Regions from separate parts of the Homo sapiens genome. Here region 1 is linked to region 2. A link is a contact called in ENCODE Hi-C data. All regions are on one chromosome and are shown on one strand. Each heading gives the region's core, a stretch centred on a gene start or an enhancer-like site at or near the end of the contact. The rest is flanking DNA. Distances are from core to core; before and after follow the strand shown. Region 1 has its middle 180 kb from the start of LINC01235. Region 2 overlaps LOC105375977 (a long non-coding RNA gene).

Region 1 (3,034 bases), core at 237-2,736, 160 kb after region 2:
TGGATGTCAAATATTTACTCCTGTGGGATCGAACAGAAATCAGAGATGCACAGAGAAAATAGAAGTCAAATGCGGCGTCCTTGAGAATTGGCAAAAATTCAAAGGAAATGGATTTTAAAAGAAAATATTTAAAAATAAAGTGATAGCATAGTGTAACTTTCTTTATTGGAATGAGGGAAAACCCACTAAAATATAAAGCTACTTCAAGCAGAAGAGTATTTTCATCTTATTGCTTTCTTAGTGACCACACCCATCTCATTTTCTTACCTGGCTCAGTACCAGGCCCAGAGGGAGAGGTTTTAAATTTTTATTTTTTTTAATTGAAAACGGATGCTGCACCTTGTTTTTCAAGCCTGCATTTTTCATCAGAAAGAAAAAAAAAAGAACACCTCGCCAAGTATTAGTTTGTTACCTATGCAACCACATAAAACCTAGGAATCAAAACTTGGCATTCAGCTTTATAGACAGTCACACTGGAAAAATCAAGAAAGTCCCAAATAAGTTTGTTGTCTTCCCAGGACATCTCATTTCAAATTGTGTGTCTGATTCTCTCATCCATCTTCTCTACAGAGTTTCTTTTGGCGTTATATTTCCTGTATTGTCAGAAACGAAGCTACATTTAAAAGGTTAAATCAAATAAACCCAGCTACAAAAGGGTTTATAAAATAATCATAGTTGTGAACAGCAAGGAAAGAGGACAACCACTAAAACCATAAAGGGAATCCTTCATGGATGGCCGTGCTTTAAAGTTCACATGAGCTATGTAACATTAGATGCTTTTAAAATTCAGAGGACAAAGTACAGGCATGTTTGTGCATTTCTCTTTCATTTGACAAGTTTTTTTTAGTTAGGTCTGGACCAGATACTCTCTGCTGCTTGCACATGTGTAATTGAGGAGTTTGCTTTGGTAATGTTTTCCACTTTCAAACTTGTGTACTATCAAGAGGTAAGAACAATCCCACCTCCTTCTAAACCCCAAAGTGACACCAAATTCCGGCTTGATCTCCTCAGTGTCAGAACCAGCATCCATTTGAAATATTGTCCAAGCAACTTACTGGTATCTTGGGAAGCTGTTAATCACAGACTGCCCTGCCTTCTGTGAAACTGACAGCATTTGGAAGGCTGCTGGGCACACTAAATTTAAAAGTAAATGTTTGGCAGCTTCAGCCGTCCTCAAGTTTGGCAAGGAGAGTATAATCAACAAAGGGGCATTACTTTTAATTGTATTTAAAAATATAAGTCCCTGCAGTATCCAGAGCTGTGTGCTCTGAGAGGCCCTTGTGCTGTTTGCCCCTTTGCACCAGGGGGGATGCAGTTTATACAAGCAGGCTTTGTTTTAATTAGTGCAGCAAGCAGCCTCCCTCCCCACCTCCTCCTTTCAATGCTTCCAGTTTACAATTGTCCATAACCCCCTCAGCTAAAAATTGTTACCAAGAAAAATTCCACAGAAACCAAAAGAAAAGGGCCAGCAGAGACTGTGCTTTTAAAGAGCTTTTCCAGACTGACTCGGCAGAGCTGTCTGCAGGGAGTGAGTCGCTGAGCTATTATTACTCCAATGGGTTTCAGCTCCGGGGATGTCCCCCAAGGTTAACAAGATAGTTCCGTTAAAAATAACATTAAATTCTTCTCCCTACCCCTTCCCCCAAAAGGGGAAAAACAACAACATGCCCACCTTTTAATAACATTAAGGATCTGGTTTAAAGTGACAAAAGCCAGAAAATTCTAATTTAAGGGGGTTAGAATTCTATCTCCAAGCCACGTCTTTGAGGACGAATAAAATCCAGACTTAATGAGGTGAGTTAAGGATAAAGTGCCAGCTTTAACCCAGCATTACAGAGCTTTTGTGCCTCCTGAGGCAGGCTCTTCTGAATGTTGAAGCAGTAGATAGCAAAAATTAGTGTTTAAAAGAGAAACAACTTAAGGTGGGATGAGAAGCACATTGTATGAAATCGTAGTCTTGGACAAACGTTGTTTTACGTTTAGCAAAGAAAAGCACTTGGTTCTTGCGCGCTGATCAAAACCTTTGTCATCTGATTAGTTGTGCGAAGGATTTTTTTGTGCTGCATCTTTTTCCTTTTGATTTTCAACATTGCACACACCCACAAATTCAAGTCTTCATTTTCATTGAAATCATGTTGAACAATCACTCCTTTTATTCTTTAATTAAAAAAAGAGATGCTCAGGAGGGAAGATTTTGTAAAGTATTTGAAATTCATGCTTTGTTGGACCACTGGATTATAAAAGCTGTGAAGGTGTCATTAGAGACTTCGCATAATCAGTGACTGGGTATAGATCAATATCACTCACTCATTTCCAGGACAGAGACTGGTTTGCGACCTGTGTTCACAGTTTCCTTCAAGGTATACAACCATGTGGAGAAAGGACTTCTCAAATTAGGATTTTAAACTGAAGTATTTTCAGGTTAAAATGTTTACAGTCTTAAACTACTTTGATTCCATTATATTTGTGCATATTTTTAAAATATAAAATTTAAGCGTTTTTGAGAAGAAATACTATGTACTCGTGTGATATCAAATAAGCCTCATTTATTCACTTGGAAAATGAATATAATTTTTAGGCAATTATCAGTGTAATTTTTTTCTCCCTATTAAAAAAGAAAATTTCTGTTTCTTGTTTGCCTCTTTCTAACTTGTTTGTTGTAAACATCTCAAACTGACCTTTTAAACTCTAATTTTATGCTGAAATGAATATTTCCATTACTCCCAACACTGATATATCCATGGAGCTAAAGGAAAAAAGCCCATTTCCTACATATTAGTTAGAGAAAATTAAAAAAAAAATCTATTTCTATCAGTGGGTGAGGGGACATCATGGTTTTTGCAACAACCATGTTTGGTAAAATATGATAACCAGAGTTCTCCAAAGCTGGATGTATATCCACAAGTAGCAAGCTGCTCCACTGTGGTCCTGTCATAAACAAAGTATTGTGCTGTGCTCTCTGGGCTCCAGTAGCGATTTGACTTAGAAATTTTGTATAACCTTGTTTTTCTCATGTGAAGATGATGGCACTAAT
Region 2 (2,879 bases), core at 23-2,522:
TCTGGGTTACAGAAAATGCAAAACAAAGGAGCACAATCCCACTTTGTGTGTGTGTTGTGTGTGCGTCTTTTTGTTTCGTTTTGTTTTGTTTTTTTTCTTTGTTGATGTACCCAAACATGTAAATATTCCATGGCGTGTGTTGTACGAAGATGGAAATCAACCCGAATCTTTCACAGACATAACAAAACATACTCTGTAGTGGACAGTGGCATGTTTGTGGTGGGAATATCTTTTTAGGAGGGAGGGCTTTCTGTCTGTCTTTTTCTCTCCCCATCTAGCACACACACACCCAGGAGTTGCAGTTGTCACTAGTTGCCAAGACTCTGACACCCAACTACCCTTCACTTGAAACTGTCAATCCATTTTTGCACACATAAATAAACGTCGAGTTGCAAAGAATTAGGGTTCTAAAATATTTCATATGAATCCATAAACATGCTAAAGAATCTTCTAATTCCCCTCCCCCATGTTTTTTTTATGGCGATTATTATGCTATCAGTCTCCCTATTGTTGGGAAGGTTGTCCTCTGGGATAGTTTTGTAGACCGGACGGTTCTCAGTTTTCCTTTCTTTGTCTGCCAATTGTTTCTAGATTGAAACCACTTTCTGAGAGAGACAATTATTACCATACGTGTATGTGTATGTAAATATTAATAATCATTGCATGTATGTATATTTATGCATACAAAAATAAACACTATCCCCACACATATTTCTCATTTTTTAAGTACTAGTTCTTGCTTCCATAAAACGATTTGTGTTCCCCAGTTTCTACTTCATAAAATGTACTTTATTAAAGAGAAAGAAAGCAAATCTTGTACATTTCCTTGTTTGATGTTTAGAGTAAGTGAACCTTGCAGGTCTGAGCTAAGCTTTTTGGTATGTTTTAGCTGAGTCCAGATTATGGGCTATAGGTTTCGAAACTAACATCATCCAGTTTTCTCAAAAACCGTCGTGGCAGTTCTCTCTTTAAATTTCATCTGGACTGTCTCTAAAAGCCCTAGCTGACCCCATCATGTCCTTCTTTTATTACTAAACATGCTTCTTTCCACATGCACAATGACATGGTATTTTTCAGGGCAAAAGGCAAAAATATATTAGGGGTTTCTTTCCTTCCAGATGTAGACATCTTGTCACCCGAAGAGCAACCAGAGGACGTAGAAAATGGACCTGATCTCAGATGAGACAAAATAGAGCATGTCACTAAGGTGCATGTAAGGATAAATCCATGCAGCTCTAGAAGCAGGATTTGGCAATAGAACTGTCCCATTGAGCCAAAAAGCCAGCCAGGGCATGGAAGCTTGTTATTATGGCTTGCTCTGTGAGTAAGACCCGCAGGGAGGATGTGAAGGCTGCTTAGTGGGAAGCCTGTTTAGAATATGGGGAAGTAAAAAATGAAATGGGTCTTGAAGGATTCCGAGTCTAATCAGGCTGTGGATATTCCTAACCTTCTTAAAATCTAAAAATAAAAAAAAAAGATAAAATTGCAATTATTTTTAATCCCCAAAGAAGATCATAGATCCCATCTTGAAATTCTGTTACATAAAAGACAGGTAGTTCTAAACATAGACATTTTTAAACTACCCATCAGAAACTGGGTGAGAAGCAGTGCATTGGAGTGAAAGTACAGGCAAGTGCTCATGATTAGAAATTAGCACTAGGCAGTTCATGAGGGAGCTAAGGTGAACCACATTCACAATTTTGGTTAAGAAAGCCTAAAATGCTAACTATCACTATCTGAATGATGTTTAGCATTGTTGGCTCTTCTCTTCTGTGTCTTTCATTTTTGTTTCTAAACATAATTGAATTCTTTTTCTCTTCACTTAATATTAGAATGAACTATGTGACATTTACAGTTTGGCATTTTTGACTTACAAAAATATAATTTATATAGTTCGGCCTAACAATTCTGATAATCTAATTTCTTGTGATTGTTAGAGTCAAGTATTACTTTTATTTTGTTTGTTTTGTTTCTTTTCCTCTGCTTCCACATTTAGTCATCCTTCATATTTTAATGCCTGTTGACATTTTGGAAAAGTGAGTATTTGGTTAAATGAAAAGAAACCATTTAAAACCTGTGTTTAATGTGCACTCTAAATTAGATCATTTTCCCTTCAATTCTATTCAGAGGGCCTCTGTATAGAGCTCAGTTTTCCAGATCATTTGGCTACTGCACATATTAGGGCCAGGATGTCATTTTGATGGCCTCAAGGCCTCTACTTCTCTTCAAGTTTTGAAAAAAGGGCAACTTGATTTTAAAAATAATCCATGTAAAATAATTAGGGTCAGAGAGACAAATGTGTTCATAAGCTCTATTCCAGAAAGTGATCCTTTCATAAACTCAGTTCTCCCGAGGGTGGGGAAGGGAGTTTCCATAAAGTATTGTCCATATGCTTCCTAACGTGTGGGAAAGGGAAAGAATGGCTCTTTCCTCCTCTGTTCTCTAGGAGGGGTCATGCATTCTGGAAAATAATGCAGAGTGGTACAGGCTGAAGCGGAGCGGAGAGGACACTGTTTCAAGATTCCTGCGCCAGCTCCTTCGTTGTTATAGAAGTTGGACTAAATAAAAGGGTAAGGACTATCTGAATGAGAATCTAAAATAGCCAATGCTATGAGAGTTTATTCTAGTGAGAGATTTTCAGCGTGTTCTCCAGATTTTAGGGGAAGAAGACATGAATGGAGAAATTAAAGACCAGATGTATTTTATCTCCTCTGTTGCAATTGGACAGCAGAAAAAGCGGAGCCCAACACACATCATCAGTTTAGGAATAGCAATCAAAAGGAGTTTTAAAAATTTTTATATAACATGGCACAAGTAATGTGTTCATAAAAATCCCAGTTCTATTTTACTTCCCTGGCATATAACAGCTTTAATTTATA

Evidence for each region. Hi-C counts contacts between places; a loop is a spot of excess contacts on that map. Pooled maps may share reads with other maps.
Region 1: a loop to region 2 is called in a map of heart right ventricle, with 4 times the contacts of the local background. The contact joins two enhancer-like sites. A Hi-C loop is called at or near these places in 4 of 168 maps with a recorded cell type or tissue (Right ventricle myocardium inferior, endometrial microvascular endothelial cells, heart right ventricle and 1 more) and 6 of 50 pooled maps.

Annotation. Positions count from the first base shown.
Region 1 is chr9:13,606,850-13,609,883 of GRCh38, forward strand. No RefSeq gene overlaps it. Among named protein-coding and RNA genes, the nearest start is that of LINC01235, 180 kb to the left of the region's middle. Within about 2 kb of position 1,487, at least 5 of the 41 ENCODE cell types and tissues checked have a DNase peak (open chromatin) inside an H3K27ac peak, as active enhancers do; they include heart right ventricle, where a contact is called at or near this core.
Region 2 is chr9:13,444,024-13,446,902 of GRCh38, forward strand. LOC105375977 (a long non-coding RNA gene) reads left to right here. Exons shown (of 4, transcript XR_929484.3): 3 at 2,447-2,570. Among named protein-coding and RNA genes, the nearest start is that of LINC01235, 14 kb to the left of the region's middle. Within about 2 kb of position 1,273, at least 2 of the 41 ENCODE cell types and tissues checked have a DNase peak (open chromatin) inside an H3K27ac peak, as active enhancers do; they include heart right ventricle, where a contact is called at or near this core.